Linked DNA regions of Homo sapiens: all the other regions are linked to region 1. Evidence: chromatin loops called from intact Hi-C (ENCODE). Cell type or tissue: PC-3. All regions are shown on one strand.

Evidence for each region. Peaks named below come from ENCODE experiments on the same cell type or tissue, not always from the same donor. Only the 100,000 strongest peaks of a DNase experiment are listed, where the experiment ranks them.
Region 2: it touches region 1 in a loop (12-fold over the local background); 4 of 110 quality-filtered maps call a loop at or near these places.
Region 3: a loop joins it to region 1, with 3 times the contacts of the local background. A loop is called at or near these places in 4 of 110 quality-filtered maps.

What each region holds. Positions count from the first base shown.
Region 1 is chr4:27,857,170-27,865,169 of GRCh38, forward strand. No RefSeq gene overlaps it. Among named protein-coding and RNA genes, the nearest start is that of LINC02261, 640 kb to the left of the region's middle. In PC-3, a CTCF peak has its summit at 4,303 (motif pointing right); a DNase peak (open chromatin) is centred at 4,352; H3K27ac peaks cover 468 bases.
Region 2 is chr4:28,220,280-28,228,279 of GRCh38, forward strand. The region is part of intron 2 of LOC105374557 (a long non-coding RNA gene); the gene reads left to right. Among named protein-coding and RNA genes, the nearest start is that of MIR4275, 600 kb to the right of the region's middle. In PC-3, CTCF peaks have their summits at 4,919 and 5,119; a DNase peak (open chromatin) is centred at 4,932.
Region 3 is chr4:27,681,625-27,689,624 of GRCh38, forward strand. The region is part of intron 1 of LOC105374548 (a long non-coding RNA gene); the gene reads left to right. Among named protein-coding and RNA genes, the nearest start is that of LINC02261, 470 kb to the left of the region's middle. In PC-3, a CTCF peak has its summit at 3,071; a DNase peak (open chromatin) is centred at 3,077.

The DNA.
Region 1 (8,000 bases):
GTTGATTTCGTATCCTACAACCTTCCTGAATTAGTTTATCTGTTTTGTTTTTTGATGGTGTCATTAGGTTTTCTAAGTATAACATCAGATTGTCTGTAAGCATGGCTAATTTGACTTATTTCCTTCCCATTTGCTGCCATTTCTTTCTTTCTTTTCTCTAATTACTCTGGCTGAGACTTCCAAAATTATGTTGAATAAAAGTGGTGAAAGTGGGCATTCTTGTCTTGTTCCAGATCTTAGAGGAAAGTCTTTCAATTTTTCCCCATTCAGTATGATGTTAGCTACGGGTTGGTTATGCAGGATCTTTGTTATTTTAAGGTATATTTATTCTATATCCAGTTTGTTAGGGTTTTTATCATCAAGGGATGTTGAACATTATTAATTTTTTGCCATCTATTTAAATTATTATGTGTTTTATGTTATTGGTTATGTTAATGTGATGTATCACATTTATTGATTTGTGTATGTCGAACCATCCTTGCATGTGTAGATGATTGGTCATGATGAATGATATTTTTAATGTGTGGTTGAATTCAGTTTACTAGTATTTTGCTGAGGATTTTTGCTTCTATATTTATCAGTGATATTGGCCTGTTGTTTTATCTTTTGTTGTATTCTTGTCAAGTTTTGACATCAGGGCAATACTGGCCTCATAGAATGAGCTTAGAAGTATTCAGATCTTTTCCAATTTTTTTGAATAATTTGGGTAGAAATAGTATTAATTCTTCTTAAATGTATGGTAGAATTTAGCACTGAAGTCATCAAGTCCAGAGCTTTTCTTTGATGGAAGACTTTTTATCACAGCTTTGATCTTGTTACTTGTTATTTGTTTATTAAAGTTTTCTATTTCTTCATGGTTCGATGTTGGTACGCTATATGTGTCCAGGAATTTCTTAGTTTCTTCTAGGTTTTTCAATTTGTTAGCATACAGTTGTACATAATAATCTCTAAAGACTTTTTTTTAAATCTGTTATTTCAGTTGTTATACATCCTTTTTTGTTTCTGATTTTATTTATTTGGTATGTTTTCTTATTTTATTTATTTATTTATTTGAGACAGGATCTTAATCTGTCACCCAGGCTGGAGTGCATTGTACAGTGGTATAATCTCTGCTCACTGCAACCTCTGCCTCTCAGGTTCAAATGATTCTTGTGCTTCAGTCTCCCAAGTAGCTGGGATTACAGGTGTGCACCATCACACCTGGCTAATTTTTGCATTTTTGGTAGAGATGGGGTTTTGCCATGTTGGCCAGGCTGGTCTCCAACTCCTGGCTTCAAGTGATCCACCCACCTCAGCCTCCCAAAGTGCTGGGATTACAGGTGTGAACCACTGTGCCCAGGCTTTTTGTTACTTTGGAAGCCTAGCTAAAGTTTTGTCAATTTGGTTTATGTTTTCAAAAAACCAACTTTTGTTTCATTGATCTTCTGTATTTTTTAGTTTCAAATTTATTTATTTATGTTCAGATTTTTCTTATTTCTTTGCTTCTACCAATTTCGGGTTGGGTTTGTTCTTGTTCTTTTTGTTCCTTGAGATACATCATTAAGTTGTTCATTTGTGGTCTTTTAACTTTTTTGATGTAGGTGTTTATTGCTATAAACTTCCTTCTTAGTACTATTTTTATTGTATTCCATAGATTTTCACATGTTGTATTTCCATTTTTATTTCAATACATTTTTAAATTTTCTTCTTAATTTCTCCATTAAACCGTTGTTGATTCAGGAGCATGCTGTTTAATTTTCATGTGTCTTTGCATTTTCTAAGGTTCCTCTGGTTATTGATGTCCAGTTTTATTCCATTGTGGTTAGAAATACTTGATATTCTTTCTATATATTTTTTAATTTCTTGAGACTTGTTTTGTGGCCTATGATATCATCTCGCTTGGAAAATGTTCCATGTGCTTATGAAAAGAATGTATATTCTTTAGCAGTTGGGTGAAATGTTTTATAAAAGTCAGTTAGGCCTGTGGTCCCAGCTACTCAGGAGGCTGAGGCAGGAGGATTGTTTCAGCTCAGGAATTTGGGCAGCAGTGAGCTGTGATCTTGCTACTGCACTCCAGCCTGGGTGACCAAGTGAGACTCTGTCTCTAAAGAAAAAAAAAAGTCAGTTAGACCTATTTGGTCCAGTGTGTATAGTGTGTAGCTGAACTCTGCTATCTCTTTGTCACTTTTTTTTTGAATATTCTGTTTGTGCTAATCGTGGGGTGTTGAATTCCCTTTATATAAATTGTATTGCAGTATATTCCTCCCTTTAAATCTATTGATGTTTGCTTCATATACTTGAGAGCACTCATGTTGGGTGCAAAGGTATTTATAATTGTTATATCCTCTTGCTAATCTGACGCTTTTATCATTATATAGTAACCTTCTTTCTCTGTTTTAACAATCTGTCTGTCTGTCTGTTTGTTTTACAGTCTTTTAACTTGGTCTGTTCTGTTTTGGTTTCCATTTGCATGAAATATCTTTTTCCACCATGCACAACCAGTCTGCCTGTCTTTATAGATGAAGTAGGTTTGTTGTAGGAAGCAAATAGTTCAGTCTTGTTTCTTAATCCATTCACACAGCTATGCCTTTTAATTGGAAAATTGAGTCCTATTAAATTTTTAAATTTTAATTTACATTTAGTTAGTACTGATAAGGAAGGCCTTAGTGCTGTCATTTTGTGCCTTGTTTTCTGGCTGTTTTGTAACTCCTGTCTTCGTTGTTTTTGTTTTGTTTTGTTTTTCTGTCTCACATTGCGGTTAAGGGATTTTCTCTGGTAGTATATTTTAATTGATTGCTTTTTATTTTTAGTGAACCTATTACATTGCATTGTGGTTACCATGGGGCTTTCAAAACACATTTTATACCAAGTTATTTAAAAGAAATGACAATTCATGTTAGATCACATAGAAAAGAATAGAAAACAAAAAGCAAATGGAAAAAAAAAAAACCTCTACACTATAAATTCTCCCCCTCCTCTCCAATATGTTGACTTCATGTTGTCTCCATTTACATATTTTATATTGCCTATCTCTTAACACGTTGCTGTACATATTATTGTTTTTGATAGAGTTTTCATTTGGGCTTTATATTAACTTTGTGAATAGATAGCACACCACAATTATATTATTAGAGTATTCTTGCTTTGTTTTTGTATTTAATTTTACCAGTGGGTTTTATATCTTGGAGGTTTTTTTTAATGTTAGTGTTTTATTCTTCAGATTGAAGAACTCTCTGTACCTTTTCTTGGAAGATGAGTCCGATGGTGGTAAATTTCCCAAACATTGTCTAAAAAACACTATATCTCTCCATATTTGAAGGATAGCTTTGCGGAATAGGAGTTTTATTCTTTCTTCCAGAACTTTGAAAATGTCATGCTACTCCCTCCTGTCCTGTATGGTTTCTGTTGACAAGTCTGTTGCCAGACAAATTGGAGGTCATTTATATGTTATTTACTTCTTTTATCTTACTTCTTATAGAATCCTTTCTTCTTCCTTAACCTTTGAGCATTTGATTATTATGCACTTGTAGTAGTCTTATTTGGCTCAAATCTGTTTTGTGTTTTCTGAACGTCCTTCAGTTGAATATTTATCTCTTTCTTAACTTTTGCAAAGTTTTCTGTTATTATTTATTTGAATAAGCTTTCTATACCTTACTTTTGCTCAACTCCTTCTTGAACACTAATAATTCTTAAATTTTGACTTTTTTTCTTTTTCTTTCTTTTTTTTTAACCTAGCCATTAACCACCTAATATAGATCTGGTCTTTTGAGGTAATTTTCTGTATCTTGTTTGCAATCTTTATGGCTTTTCATTTCTTTTTCTCTTCTGTTTTCAAATAACCTATCTTTGAGCTTACTCATTCTTTCTTCTTCTTGATGCACTCTAGTGTTGAGAGCCTTTGATTTTTTTTCAGTTCAGCGAATATATTTCTCAGTTCCAAAATTTCTCTTTGATTTTTTTAGTATATCAGTCTCTGTGTTAAATGTCTCATAAGTTTTTGAATTGCATTACTGTGTTATTTTGGAGGTCATTGATTTTCTTTAAAACTGCTGTATGAATTCTTGGTAAGAGAGTTCACATATCATTATCTCGTTAGGGTCAGTAACTAGTTCCTTGCTTTGTTCATTTGGGGAGGTGACAATTCACCATTTCTGTAGTTTTTTTGTGGATTTTCACCCACATTTGGCATTAAAGGGTTATTTCTTTCTTTCAGTCTTCTCTGTCTGGCTTTTTTGTTTGTTTTTTTAATTAGATACAATTGCTTACTCTTTGTAATTTACCTGTTGATCTTGTTTTTTCCCCACCAGCTCACTGCCTCTGTTTCAGCACTAGATGGTGCCTTAAGCCCAGGTTTGCTTTGGTTCTAGTAATCACATTGCCAAATGTGGGAGGTGCCAAAAGAATGCCCTGGAGTGCCAGAAAGCTTCCCAGGAGTTTGTGCCCAGGGAACCTGTGGAACAAACTTTCAACAGTGTGGTGCTACTGAACAGCTGTTCTGATTTGGCATCTTTTTCATCCGAATTATGGAGCAGAGTTTTTATAGCTGTGGATGGTCATCCCACCTCCCAATTTGGTCTCTGGCAGTCCTAAGGAATATTTATCCCTCCAGGCATTCTCAGTGCTTCCTATGGGTTGAGGCAGAAACAGTTCTCCTGCCAGAGAACACAATATATTGGGGAAATTGGTTGTCTGTCTCAATCTCCCTTTTTCCCGTGTAGAAACCGTGAGTTCGGGAAATTTTCCACAGGCTTTGTGCTGGGCACATTGCAGGGAAGTGCATTGTGAATGTAGAAGTCTGAATGTCTTACCATCTGCTGGAGGGTTTTTTTTTTTTTCTACTTCTCTGTGGCCACAGAAACTGACTCATTTTCATACTTGAGGTATAAAACGTTGCTAATAATAATCTCAGTGCTGTATATTTGTTTTGGGTTTCTGCGGGCCTGGGGAATGAAGCCTGCTTTCTTCTATGCCACCATTTTGGACCTTATTGAATTTCATGTGGCTCTGGGTAGCCATAACTGTTTTGAAAGAAAACAAAGTTAAGGACTTATGATTGTCAATTTCAAAACTTACTACAAAGCCACAGTAGTCAAACCAGTGTGGAACTGACATAAGCATAGATATATAGACAAGTGGAATAGACTTCATAATACAGAAAGAAATTTAAAATTGATTTTTGAAAAGAATGCAAAGACCATGGGGAATGACCAATTCACTCAAGAAGCAGAGCTGTGAAACTGGATAAACATATTCAAAAGAATGAGGTTGGACCCCTACCTCATGCCATATAAAAATTTTAACTCAAAATAGATTAATATTTAAATTAATAAGCTAAAACTGTAAGACACTGTAAGAAAATATAGAGGTAAATCTTCCTGACCTCAGGTTTGGCATGGATTCTTAGATTTGACACTGTAATCATGCACACAAAAAGTTAAAAATAAAAAGATAAACCTGACTTTTTAAAAGTTAAAACATTCATGCATCAAAAGATATTGTCAAGAAAGTGAAAATTCAACTTATGGCTTGGGGGAAATTTTGCAAATCATATGTGTGATAAGTATTGAATATCCAGAATCCATAAAATCTCTTATAACTCTAGCAAAAAACCTCAAACAACCCAATTCAAAAACAAGCAAATGATTCGAATAGATATTTCACCAAATAGGATATAAGCATCCAAGAAGTTCATGGGAAGATGTTCAACATCATTCACAATTAAGGAAATGCATATTATAACCACAATGAGATACCACTTTATACACACTTGGGTGGCTATAACCAAAACAATGGAAAATAAACGTTGGTAAGGATGTGGAGGTTGGAAGTCTTATACATTGCTGATGGGAATGTAAAGGGTGCAACCATTGTGGAGAACAGTTATATGGTTCCTCAAAGAGTTAAACATAGACTTATCATAGGACTCAGGAATTCTACTCCTAGGTATACGTGCAGGAGAAATAAAATATGTGTACATGCAGAAACTTGTCCATGATTGTTTATTGTCTCATATTCATAATAGCCTAAAGTGGCAACAACCTAGATCTATATTATTAGACAAATGGATAAACAAATTGTGGTACATATATACAATGAAATAATTATTCAGCCATAAAAAGCAGCAAATTTTGATAATGATACAACTTGGGCCAGCCCTAAAAACAATATTCTAAGGGAAAAAAACCACACAAAGGTTGCACATTGTACGATTCCTTTTACATAAAATATTCAAAATAAGCAGATTTATAGAGACAGAAAAACAGATCGGCAGTTTCCAGAGAATAGGTAAAGAGAAGATTTAGGATTGGCTAGTTTGTAGGCAGAGGGCTCTACTCTAATGATGAAAAGTTATGAAACTATTGTTGCACAACCTTGTGAACGCATTAAGTGCTGCTGAATTATATACTTTAATACTTTAATCTGATTTTTTATAAGTTATGTAAATTTCACTTTGATTATTTAAAAGAACCTTTTAAATGTAGTTCAGAATTGTCTTTCCTTAACTGCCCTTAAAATATCAAAGGAAATGAGTCCAAAATTCAGTCTCTCTAGTAACTTTTCTCCCAGGAACCTTCTCTTTTGTCCTCAAAATTCTCAATGTCTCAAAGAGCGAAGGAAAGAATCATTTTATCTTTGAAAATCCTATAATATTCCTAGGTGACATAGAGACAACACATTCTACCACTTATTTTCACCTTACACTGCCTCAGCATACAAAAATTGTACGGTGGTGAAACTTGATAACCTACCTCTTGACTTTCCTTTATCCCAACCTTTTTCTGTCTTACTAAGATCTCTTACTACCCAGCTGAGCTTAGTGCTGATACTCCAGCATAACTATTAGGAAGAGAGCAATTTTTAGATGCGAAACATTGAGTAATAAGCCTTTTGCATCTGCACACACGTTTATCACGTTTATATATTTGTGAGTATGCAGTACTTTCCTACATTTTATGGTGTTATCAAATTAGGTTATATTATCACTTCAAATAACTCTATCCTAATGGTTTACAGGTATGTAAGCACTTCTATTAATTAAACTTTCTAAAACTTCAGGGAATTGGACTTACAAAACTTTCAATGTGCCTAAAAGTATGCCTTTAGAAACTAACATGTTTTAAGACTTTGACCACTTTATTTAGGAATTTTTGTTTGCAAACAAGACTAATTTAATATGCTTCGTTTAATAAATCAACTGTCTTCTGATTTACCCGTGTCAAATAAAAAAACAGATATGCATTTTACCCCACTTGGATAGTTCTTCTTCAGGTTATGCTGGTTTACTGTTTGACTAAGATAGCATTGCATCTACTAGATCATTAAGATCATAAAAATTGTAAATTTGTGCTCAACCAAATTAAAGCATTATTCTGACAACTCTATTTCAACAATCATATTTTGCAGTGGGTAAACTTGAGGATAGTTTTCAAGATCATTAGGTAACTTAAAACTCTGAACATATGCCAAATTATGTTATTTAATGGATATTCATTGCATAACTGGATCATTTCTAAGCAAGAAAAATACTGAAGTATTAAATACAGAGCATAATTTAAATTTATATACTTTTGGCCTCATTTTTAATATTTTTACAGAGATAGACTGTATATATATGTGTATATATATACACACACACACACATATACATATACACATATATATATATACACACACACACAATCATTTTTGTACCTTAGAATTTGCACTATAAAGAATGTGGATGGCTATAAAAAAAGTCCTAAGATGTATATTTATAGGTTTTGCTGGTCTAATTCAAAATGCTGGTATATGACAGTTTAAAATTAACTACTTCTTAGTTTTCTTTGTGAAATTGAACTTACTGTGGTTAAAAGCTCTAATTACTATATATGAATGAGAGGATCATAGGAGCCATAATACAGAGAGGAACAATTTTTTATGGAAGGTATAAAATATGTGTTAAGGGAAAAGAAAATATTACTGCCCTAAAGTAAATTGACTATCCTAGAATGACAAAGAAGAAAGTGTAGGATAAAATCTGA
Region 2 (8,000 bases), 360 kb after region 1:
AGTATTTCAATATGCTTTTGGAGATAGTTATCCATCTATTGAGTACATTTATCGACAATCTTTTTTTTTTTTTTTTTTTTGAGACAGAGTCTCACTGTGTTGCCCAGGCTGGAGTGCAGTGGCGGGATCTCGGCTCAATGCAAGCTCTGCCTTCCGGGTTCACGCCATTCTTCTGCCTCAGCCTCCCGTGTAGCTGGGACTACAGGCTCCTGCCACCATGCCCGGCTCATTTTTTTGTATTTTTAGTAGAGAGTGAGTTTCGCTGTGTTAGCCAGGATGGTCTCGATCTCCTGACCTTGTGATCCACCCACCTTGGTCTCCCAAAGTGCTGGGATTACAGGCGTGAGCCTCCACGCCTGACCTATTGACAATCTTTTATTGCGTCATGTATATAGTGACCAAAACAATCACTGTTCTCTGTGAATTTATCATTCATTCTCAATTTCTCAATTTATATTGTATATGAATACTGATCAAATTATTATATTAAAAAAAATTAATATTTATAGATAACATACAGATTAGATACCATAACTAGACATATAAACATTGTATGCATACACATATTGCAATCTACAATGTTATGCTATATACGTTGTCATTTACAAACATTAGATTAATCTTTTATGTCATCATTTGATAACCATTTACTGTTTTTGAAATCTTTGAGCCAAGGACTGCTTTGAAGAAATGTATAGCTAACTATATAGACAATGTTCCCCTTTTGTTTACTTCATGCCCTCATATCTAATGAACATCCATAAAAATGAACTTCAGTTTGCTATCTCTCATGTTGAACCACCTTGAGGACAAGATATAGAGTCTATGATGTTTCAGTATTAGAGAAGCTGGAGATACCAAGTCTTTCAGGATTGAGGATCATCACTGTCTTTCTCTATAGTATCATTAATAAGGATTTGATCTCGATCTACATGTCGTCTTCCAAAAAGACTGTCGAATGCAAACTTTAAACTGCATAAGGTAAAATCTATCCATAAATGCTCCACTTGAGATTTACAGTGGATTTTTTTTTTTTTTTTTGCAGAAATCTCTACTTTCCATTTGGATACAATTAGTAACTAAAGCCACGTTGATTTTTCCTTTCTTGCTCAACTAATGTTATTTGTTTGGTTGTTGTTTTTATTGTACATTACTGAGAACATTTTCAAGTCAGTTTGTACTCTTAGATAACTTGTAACTCAAGATATAGGCGGTTATTTAATATTTTGTCCCTGAGTCTGATCTTTTGTCTTTCTCTAATATCTGTTGTTTTATCCAGTTCCAACCTGTTCACTTCCCCTTGTCGATTATTTGCATGAATTGAAAAGCATTTCAAACTCTTGCCAAATCTTTTTATCTTAGTGTTTCTCAACCTTAATCTATTTTCCTGTACTAAGTCTGTAATTCTGTCTCCACATTCTTTTCTACCCCATGAACTTATCTCTAATCACAGGCATTTTTCATGCATAAAGCCTGTAATACCTTGTGTTACTATTCATGCCATGTGCTCTCACAGATTCAGGAGATCAGCATTTATATTAGCACTCTGGGCCACATGAATCTATTTTCCCAGCTAAAAAATCTTCCTGTAGGTATGTGCCAAATGAGGGAGAGTGTCTGTAAACAAGTTTGTGTGACAACTATCACTGTTAATGCTATTTTTAAAAGTCATTTTCAGACAATATTGTCATTTGCAACAGGATTCAAAAAAAAAGAACAAATTGGACTAGAATATGAGTATCTCCTACCTTTTCACCTGACCTATGTGATTTCCAGATTTTATAGTTATCCCCTTCTGTTTAAGACACTTGACTCACACCTAAAGAGACAGCTCAGACACTAGCGCCTGCCTTAAGTAGGTGGTTCAGAGAAATGCTTAAACCAGCCGTCAGAACACAATATCAAGTACCTATTGTTCTAATTCTGACTTTGCTTCTTTATCTGATTGTACTGATTTTTAACTTACCCACCTGAGAGAATTCTCTAAATAACAGCATGCATAGTATCTTTTCATTTCCAGGACCTTGGTCCTACCTTCCTTATGCCATTTCCTCCTCTCTCTGCTATCTCCCCTCTTTTCATTCCTCTGTTATAGAGCAGGGGCTTTATATTAGAATCTAGCTTGTTAAAATTAGAACCACAACACCTCATGCCAGGGTTTCTAATTCATAATGCCTCCTCCTTTGTTTGCCAGAACTCTGCTATAAGCTCTGTGGGGACATCCTGCAATATAACTTTAGCCTTCCAGCTACATAGGCCCACATTGCTTTTTCCTGCACCCACCTGAGTACCAGGTATAGAGGCTGCTTATACTTCTTTTTACTTCTTTATATGTCTCATACTTCCTTTGACTGGTTCCCCAGAGCCTATGCACTTACAGTGGGGAGAATTAATTCCAAGACCTCCCACTTATTCATTGGCAAATTGAATTGAAATTATCCTTGACTATAAATATGGCCATTTGGGTACTAGCTATGTCTCCTTTATTTTTCCTATCTTACCATGTTGATGTGTGTGATACTCACACTTTCCTCATTGAGCCATCTCCCACTCTCTTTTGTTCTTCCTGTTGATTTTAGCCTCTCGGTTTCTTTCTATTTCATTTTCCTTCCCATGTGGTTCAGGCTTTCATGCATCATTAATTAATTAATTCATTCATGTAACCAATATTTAACAAACACATGTGCCTGCACTGTTTAAAGTACAGGGGATGCAAAGATAAATAAAACAGACTGTTCTCACTGAGATTTTGTAAGATGGACTATAAAAGGTAAATAGAGAAAAGTTACAATAATTTGTTATTGCAATAAATTTCAGAAAGGAAATAAAATGGCATGATGTGCTGGAATTAAGAAACGATGAGAACAGGGAAAGGAGTTGCTTTACCTTATATGGTCAGGACCAGTCTTGGGACCAAGGATTTGAAGCAAAAATTTGATTAAGTGAAGAAGTGAGCTCTTGAAGAAGATCAATGTTCCAGGAAAAGAAAGATAAAGCAAAGGGCTTGAGGTAGAAAAGGGTTTAGTTTTTAGAAAAAAACAAGAAAACCTGACTAAAGTGGAGTGACTGCACAGGAGTATGAGTATGCAGTGAGTTTACAGATATTATTAAGACCTTGTAAAACATGAATAAAAGTTCACATTTTATTTTTAATGAAATGAGAAGTCAAACGAGGAGTCAAACCAGGAAGTTCAGATTTTCAATTTCAGCCAATGCAGTAGTCCAGGTGAGAAATGATGATGTCTTGGATCTGGGAAGTGTTAGTGATGACGGACAGAAATAGACAAATACTTGGGTATATTTTGTCAAGTTGATACATCATCTAATGATTCTCTGGGGAATTTCATTCATGTCTCAGTGCTCCTTTATAATTTTTACATCTTCATAATATAGTCCAAGGTTTTACATCACATGCAGATTGATTCAATTTGGATATTCACAGTGTTCTCTGCTTCAGTAACCATTTGTTTTCTGGGAAGAATAAAATTATTTAGGAGTAGAGAAAAATATTCATAACCAGCCAACATTGACAGGTAGAATAAAATGATAGGCCAATGGAAGATTTGATTGTTGAAAAGGAATGAAAAGAATTATAAATGAAAATGGCAATATTTTAAAGAGAAGATAAATCAACATTGTATACAATAATTCATGACCTTCAACATGAGTATAAATAATTTAGCTTGATATAAAAGATAATATTGAAGAAACACATTTTCGCATTGTCTTCTCCCGAAATAAGATAAAAGCCCTAAAATGTAAAATACATTAGTTCATGGCTCCCTAATGCTTATAGTACACCATTTAAAAGTTCAGCACAGTATTCGAGGCCTTCCAAAAATCTATCCTGCTAACCCTTATTTGTTATTATTTCTAACACATAACTCAAGCTTTTTCTACATTTAATTTTTTCATTATTCTCTGACTACTTCATACATTCTTTTGAGAAGTACTCACCTTTACTACTTCCCTACTTAGAATGTTTCCTCTTTTATTCCAACTCTAAAAATACTGCTTCATATACCACAACAGATATCACCATCTCTATGAAAACTACTCTGAGAGTGACATTGACTTCTTTTGCCTCTATAATCCCACAGCACTTGCTATAAATCTGTCTAATTTCTATTTAGGTAAATGTATATCTCTGTTGTATCCACTGACTTGCAAACTGTATAAAAACACATACATCATTTACTTTTTTCTTTGTACAATGACTACACAGAACAGCACATTTTGTGCAATAGGCTCCCAAAAATATGTGGCAAATTGAATTAAAATCTTATTTCACATAACCATAATCTAACCCACAAACCACAACTACTAAATTAATTTATAATCTGGAATGAAAGCAGGAACCATTTTGTTGTACTGTTCTTAGAGTCACTCATCAAGGCAGACTACATTAGTAACTTCATAGAGACTACAGTACAGTTTATATAGCATTCATACATTTCTTTGGTCTCGTAATAGTGGGAAGATCACATCCTTCATAAATGTTCATGACCATAATCATCAGCATCATGTTAGTAACAATAATAGAAGGCATGACAGATGATTTGCTAGCCATTCTCCTTCATTTTCTAAATTAATCCTACAGCACTGGTTTAGCAAGGTAGTTGCTAATTCCATTTTGGAAGGAGAAAATAAAGTTGAGAGGGGTTAAGTGAGTTTCCCAAGATCACTCAGTTAGAGAATAGCAGAGGGGAGATATAATTCCAGCTCTGTCTGATCCCAGAATACTTGCTCTTTCTCTGTATTACACAGACACAGAGAAAACAAAGCATCATCTTAGAAAAGGGCAGGTCTGCACATTAAGTCTCTGTTGCCTGCTCTAAGAAGCAGAGAGGAGGGCCTGCATGCCCTATATACCTATAAACCTGTGATGTTGGGTAGGTATTAAAAAGGTTTGCTGTTGGCCAACCACTAAGGGGCAGTGATACATAACAATCGGCACCTTGTGGCTCTGAGCAGCAAGTCATGGCAGCTATAAGTCCATTGCAGAAAAAAGAATTGAATCCTCTTGGTTTTATTTCTCAGTAGAGAACTGGAGCAGAAACAAAGCAAAACACTTTGTCTCCCCCCAGGATCTAGTTATACCTTTTACTAAGACAAACACATCACATTCAATTCTCCGATCTCATTGCTGATGAGAGAGAAATACATTCAGAGAACCAACTGGAGCATCCAAATATCCCTCACACAAAAATAAGCAGTGGCTTTGTTTACAGATCTCTTTCCTTTCTTTACCACCGTCCTATGCTCATAGAGGCAAGCAAGTTAACTTGTATGAAAACATGTTCTCTTTTTGTTACTGAAGTTTAAGGTTTCAAATGGGCTATAATGTCTGAATGCTTGGACCCTAGCAATTAGGGTACTGGTAGTTAATGTCCTTCCAGCTCTGTCAGCTCCAGCTCCTTTACATAATATCCTCAAATATTGCTTTTATGCTGGACAAGGTTGGATGCATAGAAATTGCTATTATAAAGGTTAGAGGGAAAATCCTTGTACTAGAGTTGACATGCTGTATTGATCCATATGAAATCCAACCATTACTGAGACAGATGGGGGAGCTCTGAGACTCTCAATCCAAAAATTGCATCCGTTATTGCTGATGCTGCTGTACATGCTGACAATAGCTACAGTCTGAAAAGCAGGGTTTACATGCCTGAAATAAATTGTTTTGATTAGAACCTTTAGGAGAGAAAGTCATAAGGTACAGTTTTATTGACTACTTGCCAAACAACACGGACCCATGCACCGTAAGCTTGTTTTGCTCTTGTAAGTCAAGCAACAACTAGGCTTTTATTTTCTAACATTATGGACTTAGAGTATAATATATTGTCATTTACTTTGAATTATTGCACACGTGGCATTTTAGGAAATGGTATTAATTTTCAAGTATTGCTGACTTCTCTTCATATCTTTGCTTGTGTATTTGCTTGTTTCCTTATAGCAGGTATACTTTAATTTTGTGTGATAAAATTAGACTGCTTTGATTGTGTGATAATCCATTAAGTGTTGTGGCCAACAAAGTGAGTTCAGAAAGCTGCTACTGGGCCCTAAGAAACAAATTGTAAGGAGAATAATTATATAACTAACTATATTAATAATGCCTTTTTTGTTCTCTCCTCTGAAGCTTATTTTTTTTTCTGTGCAGAGAGCTTTCTTTTAATCTATTGCTGTTTTTCCAAAACAAAACAATTCAGTGCAATCAACCAAAAAAATTGGACAAATGGTTGTAAAATGCAAAATGAGAAGCCAGCATCCTTGTTGTCTGAAGTTGGACCTGTGTTACTTTATCCCTCACTAAAGCAATTCATCGTGATGTTCTTTTCCCATTGAAATGCATGGAGCTCATTCTTCTTTCTTACATTCTTAGCATGCATATGTGAATTTCAGTGTTGGCTCTTACAGATAGAATAGAGAGTACAGAAAGTTCACTCTAAGTACTACTTATAATGATACAATTCCTGTATCTGTTACACCTACGTGAAAACAAACATCTTGCCTAGAGAGAACGAGGGGTGCATGTTTTCCATACAACCACTTTTATGAATACATAAAATTAAGTGCATGAATAAAAGGAAACTACATGTATTATATAATATATTTTATGATGAGCACTGTATTGCCTGTTTTACGTATATTATATACCAAATTTTGTCTAATTTACTGAAACAAAGAAAAATAATAACTAACAAATATATATAGTGTTGTGCCCATTAAGTGCAAACTTGACTTAATCAGTCTTGTATTTATTAATCCAACTACATCCTAACTTTGTTCAGATTAATTAATCAATTAGTAAAATGCAAGTAGAACATGATGACTGCCCTCTAGGATTTTATAATCCATTCAACAGATATGAATCATTGCATTCCGTTGTTAGCTGGGAAATACTAAATGTCAAATGATTATTAAAGCTATGTACTAAGATATCAACAAAGGCCAGATATTGCTAGCTGAATAGAATAATACTTTTGTCTCATACAACAAATGCCTGTTTAAAAAAAAAAGGGCATGTATTAATTAATGTGGCAGCACCAGTATATACAGCTAACATTTGACCAATAGCATTTCAAGGTTTCATAAATTGTTCTTAATATGTGCTGACACCACCAGATTCTAAAATGGTGAGATCCAGGGTCTCAATTTTTAAAAACTCATTTGAATGACAAGTTGCCTAGCTTTCAGTTTATATGCCATAGGAGAGCTAAAGGTAGAATTAAATTTGCTAGAATCTGAACCTTGGATTTGGGGTTAGCATTGAAGTCTGGACCACAAACTATATTTTTCAATACCCAGTCTGCACTACCAGGCACCCACAGTAATGCTAATTGCAAGGGTCCTGTCATCTTTCTAAAGTGTTGCATGAAGTTTTATCACCATTATCATTACAGGATAAATAAAAAAGATTATTACATGAAACTAGTTAACACTTGTCCATATGTCAGAATGGCAGGTGTGTTCATAAGTGGCCCACTTACCTAAACAACTTACTTAATCTGTTTACATTCTTCAAGAATTTCAGACCATTGTATGCAGCAGGAATATGTAGTAGTCTCACTGCAATGCAAGAGTTAAATCCTGTCTCTGCTCTTAAGCAGCCAGGAGGGTCATAAGCATTGAAACAAATGGAGCATCATTTATTACCACTGTCTCCTCTGCTGTGTTTTTGAGAGGAAGTATTGGCACTTACTTTGCAACCGATTTGATCTTCTGTTCTCTGAGGAAATGCTGTCACTGGTATTATTTACTCTCTGAGCAACAAATCCTCATAAATTATAATGGTTCTCCAGACAGCCATTTACAAATTTAATCAGGGATGATTTCCTTGCCTTTTTCAATTATCCCCAAATTATATTCAGGCACTGTCCTGTGCCGCATTTATTTCAGAAATACAACTACAACAAGCTTCCAATCTAAAGATACATAGCTGGTAGCCTGTTGAAAAAAAAAATGTTATTCCTCCTGCCTAAGAGTATAAAAGTGCTGCA
Region 3 (8,000 bases), 180 kb before region 1:
TTTCCTTAAACCCTATTGCTCTGAATTTAGTCATATAGCCACACTTTGGTACGGTGATGCTAAGAAATGTAGTCTTTATGTTAGGTGGCCATATGATCAGCTAAACTTTCTAATAGTATAAAAAAGAAGAGAGGGCATATACAAATTGGGAGATAAACAGTAGTTTCTCTCATAGACCTGATAAACATATTATGTTTGCTTTTAGTTGCGGAAGAAACTTGCTAAAATATTCTGCCACTTATTTTGCCATTAATATATAGAGATAGTGACAAACTTAAGATGAAATGCAACATAGAACATGAAGTCAATTGGAAATACATATTATTTATTCCTAAGTGCATCTTAGACATCTGTAAGTTGGATTTGTAATTGATGTCTGATGTTAGATCACAAAGAAATGAAGGTATGTTATCTAAGAAATTTTTTTTGCCAGTGGTCCTATCTCCAACACTCCTTCCTTGAATGGACATTAAAATACCTATGCATAAACCTTCACCATATTAATAGAAATTAAAAATGCAAAAATCATGCAGAAGCACATGGAGTATTTTGTTCACAGGTTGAAATTTTGTCAGCTGTGTATGAATAGAATGACTTTGACCTATAAAATAAAAGATTTTGTTAAAGCTACTAGACTCTCTTTCCTCTGTTTCAGTGAAAAGGATCAGATGAGCAGCCTCCTTTTGTCTAGGAGAAAAGAAGAAAAAGTGAAAATTGCACTGTGATCTGTGGAATGGAAGTTTGATGGGAAAGTACAAGAGAGTTTAAAAGCAAGAAGGAAAAGTGAATTTATGAAACAGCTGGGAATGGTAGCAAAGAGAGTGAAGGGTTAAGTGGAATTTCTAGAGTTGTGATTTAACCAACAGTAAATGGCTAATATGATGAAATTAGGAATGTTTTCTACTCATAATGAGTTGCCTCTTAAACCTGCTTGTTATGAAAGTTTATTTCTGTATGCACTGACTCTTGTTTCTAAATGATTTTATTTAAATAATCTACATCACAAAACCTTTGGCAATTTATTTCTTCTGTCTATACATTTAGTAAATTCATAATTGATATGCCAGCATTGGGCTTTTTCAATGCACTGCCATGGACATATTCGGTTAATGTGTGATGCCAGAAGTGAGATAACAATATTTGTTCGCCCCTGTCTTTTTTAAATCTCTGCATTAAGTTTAAAAATTAAAATATGGATATATCTTATCAGAAAAAATTAAACTTGGACTCATACATCATATTCTTAATGACAATTTTGAAAATTTTCTTTTGGAACTTTTATTTTCATTTTCTGCCTAACTCATTTTTTTTTCTGTGAGTCTGGCTACTTGGCAACAGCATCCTTTCTTCCTAAATCTTAGTAAATACTTTTTAAAGATGACATGATTATGAAAACTGTTATCTGGAAAATAAATGGACTAAGTTTGACAGGGCGGACTAGTTACAAATAAATACTTGGTCTGTTCTAGTTATGCACCATCACAGAATCAGAGGGTCAGAGCCAGAAGTCCTTAAAGGTTTGGTGATCAAATTCTCCCACAATGCACAGATAACGAGAGAGAACATCATGTTTGCTTTCATTGTTATTTCCATTTTTTTATGCCAACATCAGAGCATACAAAGCATAAAGAACAATCCAGAGATAGCAGAGGGGTTTCTTTCTAAAAGAGCTTCTCATTCTTTCAGGTGAATTCTAGCACTGGGTAAAGAGTTTACACAATTTATGTAAACTTCCCATAAAAGAAACTGAATGTTTTATTCTTTTACTTAATTTCTTTTGCCTCACGCATAACACATTTGTCTACAACTCTAGTCGTATGAACAATAAAGATATAATAAAGTATCTTAACTTATTGTTCTCCCTGGACTACACATTTTGGGAAAGGTTAATTTTCCTAAAGGAAATTAACATGTTGAATAGACCCCCTACCACCAGACACCTCTATCTGAATGTCAAGTAGAAATCTCAAATTCGAAATGTCTAACATAGAACTCCTGATCTCCTCTCCAAATCAATTGTTTAGGACAAAAGTCAAGAAGTTGTCTTTAAGTCTTCTCTTTCTCTGTTACCTCATACCCAATTCATGGGCAATGCATATTAACTCTACCTTCCAAATTTATCCCAAATCCTGCCACTTCTTACTACCTCTGTTATTAGTGGACTTGGGGAAGGCACAGTTATCTCTTATATGAATCTCCACAAAAGCTTCCTAACTGGCTTTCCTCATTCCACACTTCCTTTATGCTCTTTTCTTCTCTTAGAGGTCAAGATAATCTTTTCAAAAAGTAAATCCTAGCCAGGCACATTGGTGTGTGCCCGTAGTTCCAGTTATCTGGGAGTTTGAGGCAAGAGGATCACTTGAGCCCAGTAGTTCAAGGCCAGCCTGGACAACGTAGTGAGACCCACATCTGAAAAAAAAAAACAAAACCAAAAGAAAACAAGCAAAACAAAACAAAACAAAAAAACAGGAAATCCTTCCTCATGATCCCTAGCTCTAAGAGGAGGAATTTAGGCATACTTAAGAAAAAAATGGATGCTGGGGGAAAATTGGAGGCAGTGGACAAGAAATAGTAAATATTACTACAGAGTGGAGGGAATAAAGCTAATACCCCTTATGAGTTTAATGTCTTTCTGAAGAGTTTAGTTGTGCTTAATTTATTTTGGGGGATAGTGTAGAAAGCCTGAGAGTGTTTGATAACCTGGAGGACTTCCATAAAGAAAGTTTATTTAAAAATAGCAAGAGAGAAAAAAATGCATCGTTTTGTTGTTGTTGTTGTTTCATTATTGTTTTTAAACAAAGACTTGCTTTGAGTTAAAAATCAGATTATACAGTGTTTAGATCAGGGGGTGTGACAGAACAAGCTGCCAAGTATTTTTGACCTGGGGTAGTTTTAAGTTATTTGTAACAAAAGTAGCTCAAAGAAGGAGGAGAGCTCACCCTTGAAGAGCAAAACACTTTAAAATAAGTTCAAACAAATTTTTGTTTGTTAGTAAGAGGCAGGTGCTGACAGGGAGCGGTGCAAGCACAGGATACAAGCGCTGAGGAAGGCTGCCATCCTTCTCTGATGTCAATAGATGGCGGTGGTGCACCAGAAGAGAGTCGGGAGGTTTCGCCTGAGGCCTGCAGGAGCTAGTTTATGCAGGTACATGCTGAAAAAGACACTATTTTGTCTGAGGAACTGTAAATTGTATTCATGATTCACATATCATTATTAATTCATTTTGTATTCATTATCATACGGCAGATTCATTTGACATTTATGCAGATGTCAGAGTGTAGGCACTTCCAGGAGCGATCTGTGCAGGTTCAGACCAGGCTGTGTGCAGGCTTTCATGGAAGCATGAGCGGAAAGAAGAAATGCTTTTTTAACCACAACAATATTAGACTGGAAATTGGGCCAGGGATTGCCCAACTAAAGGCTTTCAGTGCCTAGTTCTGTGACTACTGCGTGTGCTCACTACTTCCCCCTGCATATTTTTTTGGCAGATTAAGTCTGGCAGATGAGAATCTCCCAGTTTAGAGAGCTCTGAGCAAGATAAAAATTTAATAATCTTATTGTTGACCCTGCCACTTAGGGTAGAACAGATAATCCTTTAATAATGCACTTCAAAAGTCTGGTTTGCATAGTCAGAGACCAGAGGCAGCCTGGTATAGTGGAAAGAAAGCCTTTGAGACAGGAAAACGATGGATTCTGGTGTTGGCTCTGCCACTAACTAGCTCTGAGACTTTGGGAAAATCAATTAACCTTCCCAGGTCTCAGCCTCTTAATCCATAAAATGAAGGGACTACATGATATCATCCCAAAAGTCTCCTTTAGTGCTATAAATAACAAGATTTTTTGACAGAAAAAAAACACATAAAAGATTGAGTTTTGAAACGCTAACATTTCTTTGTGACCTACTTCAAATCAGATGAGTTGTAAAGCTTGCTATGAATTGTAAAGCATATATCATCTGTGAGTAAATGCACCTCAAGCAGTTACAAGTGTGATTTATCGCTGGTGGCTGGTACGGTATCACATGTAACTGACAGTACTTGGTCTTGAAACCTTTCTTAAATTTCAGAGATGACAGAATAGAAATTTTGAGAAGGAGGTCTAACTCCAGGACTCTTCTCACAAATGAACACAATTTGACAAATTTTATGTCGTGCTGTGGCATGCACTTTACAAATGTGTGAAGAGATTATCTATCTCGCAACATCCCCAAACTCTAAACTAGATTTTCCGCAGTACTCAAGTAGCTCTAGCAATAAAGCAGATGCTCAGAGACACATATTAACTCTTCAAAGACAGCAGGCTCTTCCCTCCTCTGAAATATGAAAATTTAGTTCTCTGAAATGGTTTATATACTCTCATGTGTTCCCTGATTGACACAGGAGATAGTGAACCAATTGGCCAGTTTGCAAATAAAGTACACTAATATTGAGCAGTTAAATAGATTATGTGATTAAAGGTAACCAGGGAAAACCATATTTGGCTGTTTTTAAAAAGAGATGGCCAATAAACATGATAGGGATGTATACTTTGAATTTCAAAACCTTGGACAGGGCTTCAAAGAAGAGATTTTTATAAAAGAGCAACTGTCAGAAAAGGGAAGGATGTTTTGTCATAGATCTCATACTTCCATCTCTTTGGAAGTGAATGGATGGATGAGGCATGAAAAGAACAATCCCTCAGGCATCAGTGTTGATACTCATTGTTTAATCTGATTATCCAAGATCAGATGGAGGAAGTGTCTGTGTTCTCGCATGTCTGCAGGTGATGTTAAGCTCTTCAATGCTATTCAATACTGGATGATTGGAAAAGTCGAATGAGAATTTCATTAGATTAAAAGGATTGAAAAATAAGAAGGAACTTTATTTGACATACTCTAAGCAGCCACTACATGCCCAGAACTCTGCTAGTGTAAGAAATACCAAAATGCTAAAAAAAAAAAAAACCAAACCCAAACACAACAAAACAAACAAACAAAAAACCCCAGCTAAGAGAAGATTGACATACCATCAAAAACTCACTATTGCCACTATGAAAAGTGCTATCCTAAGAGATGTTGGGAGCAAGGAGAGAGGGAGGGCATCTAGAAGGATTGCTGAGGACTTCTAGAATAAAACAAGGCTGGAGAGGTAAGTGGCTGAAGGATGGGTAGAAGTAATCTAAATTAAATCGCAGGAGAAGCAGTGTATGGAAAGGCTTGAGAAGCTAAAAGTACATAGTATCTATTGAACATTCATTACCATAGTGTAACAGAGAAAAGAAAAATAATACCTGAGAGTGAGTTGTAGGACATGTGGTTAAAGAGGGAGACAAGGACCAGTTCGGAGGGATTGAATGTGAGAACGGTAGATGCTTTTATGTGAGATCTATCTAGATCCAATTTTTAAAAATAATTTCAACTTGTATTTTGCATTCAGAAGGTATATGTGCAGATTTGTTACATGACTATATTGTGTAATGCTGAGGTTTGGGGTACGAGTGATGCCATCGCCCAGGTAATGAGCATACTAACCAATAATTAATTAACCCTTCCTCCTCCCATCCTCTAGTAGTCCTCTGTGTCTATCATTGCCATCTTCATGTCCATAAGTACCCAGCATTTAGCTTCCACTTATAGGTAATATCATGGGGTATTTGGTTTCCTGTTTCTGCATTATTTTGGTTAGGATAATGGCCTCAAGCTGCATCCATGTTGCTGCAAAGAATATGACTTCATATTTTCTATGTCTGCACAGTATTCCATGGTATATACACATATATACCACATTTTCTTCATCCAATCTACCATTGATAGACACCTAGGTTAATATCACGCCTTTGCAATTGTGAATAATGCTGGGATGAACGTATGAGTGCATGTCTTTTTGGTAGAACAATTTATTTTCTTTTGGATATAGACCCAGTAACAGGATTGATGGTCTAAGGGTAGTCTGTTTTAAATTCCTTGAGAAATCTCCAAACTGCTTCCCACAGGGGCTGAGCTAATTTGCATTCCCACCAACAGTGTATGAGCATTCCCATTTCTCTGCATCCTCACCAGCATCTGTTGTTTTTTAACTTTTAATGATAGCTATTTTGATGGGTGTGAGATGGTATCTCATTGTGGTTTTGATTGGCATTTCTTTGATGATTAGTGATGCTGCACACTTTTTTCATATGTTTGTTGGTCGCTTGTATATCTTTTTTGAAAAGTGTCTGTTCATGTCCATTGTTCACTTTTTAATGGGGTTATTTGTTTTTTGCTTGGTGAACCATTTAAGTTTCTTACAGATTCTGTATATCAAATCATTGTCAGATGCATAATTTGTGAACATTTTCCCCCATTCTGTAGGCTGTCTTTTTACTCTGTTGATAATTCCTTTTGCTGTGCAGAAGCTCTTTCATTTTATTAGGTCACAATTGTCCATTTTTGTTTCTGTTGCAATTGCTTTTGAGGACTTACACATAAATTATTTCCCAAAGCTGATGCTCAGAATGGTGCTTCCCAGGTTTTATTCCAGGATTCCTGTAGTTTGTGTTCTTACATTTAAACCTTTAATTGATCTTGAGTTAGTTGCTGTATATGGTGAAAGGTAGGAGCAAAGTTTAATTCTTCTGAATATGGCTACCCAGTTATCCCAGTACCATTTATTGAACAGAGAATTCTTTTCTCATTGCTGATTTTTGTCAACTTTGTTGAAGATCAGATGGCTGCAGGGATATGGCTTTATTTGTGGGTTCTCTATTCTGTCCCATTGGTCTCTATGTTCGTTTTTGTACCAGTACCATGCTGTTTTGGTTACTACAGCCTTATAGTTTAAAGTCAGGTAATATGATGCCTCTTGCTTTGTTCTTTTTTCTTAAAATTGCTTTGGCTATTCAGGGTTTTTTATGTTGTTGTTGCTCCACATGAATTTTAGAATAGTTTTTTTCTAACTCTGTGAAAAATGACATTGGTAGTTTGATAAGAATAACATTGAATCTGTTGATTGCTTTGGGTACTGTGGACCTATTAACAATACTGATTCTTCCAATCCATGGGATGGAATGTTTTTTCATTTGTTTGCATCATCAATGATTTTTTTTCAGCAGTGTTTTGGAGTTCTTTGTGGCTATCATAAGTGGGATTATGTTCTTGATTTGTTTCTCACCTTGAATGTTATTTGTGTATAGAATTGCTACTGATTTTTGTATATTGATTTTGTATCCTGAAACTTTACTGAGGTTGTTTATTGGTACCAGGAGCCTTTTGGCAGCGTCTTTAGGGTTTCCTAGGTATAGAATCATATCTTCAGTAGAGACATACAGTTTGATTTCTTCTTTTTCTATTTGGATACATTTTTATTTCTTTCTCTCGCCTGATTGCTCTTGCTAGGACTCCCAGTACTATGTTGAACAGGGGTGGAGGGAGTGGGCATCCTTCTCTTGTTCCAGTTCTCAAAGGTAATGGTTCCAGCTTTTACCTGTTCACTCTAAAGTTGGCTGTGGGTTTGTCATAGATAGCTCTTATTATTTTGAGGTATGTTCCTTTGATGCCTAGTTTGCTGAGGGTTTTTATCATGAAGGGATGTTGAATTTTTTTGAAAGCTTTTTCTGCATCTATTGAGATGATCGTATGGTTTTTGTTTAATCTGTTTATGTAGTGAATCACATTTATTGATTTGAGTATATTGAATCAACCTTGCATCCTAGGAATAAAGTCTGCTGGATCATGATGAATTAACTTTCGGTAGTGCTTCGGGATTTGGTTTGCTAGAATTTGGTTGGGGATTTTTGCATCTATATTAACCAGGGATATTGGCCTGTAGTTTTCTTGTTTTCATTGTCTTTGCTAGGGTTTGGTATCAGGGTGATTCTGGCTTTATACAATGAGTTAGAGAGAAATCCCTCCTCCACGATATTTTGGAATTGTTTTTGTAGAATTATTACAGGTTCTTCTTTGTATGTCTGCAGGATTATGCTGTAATTCATCTGATCCAGGGCTTTTTTTGTTGTTAGGATTTTATTACCGATTCAGTTTCAGA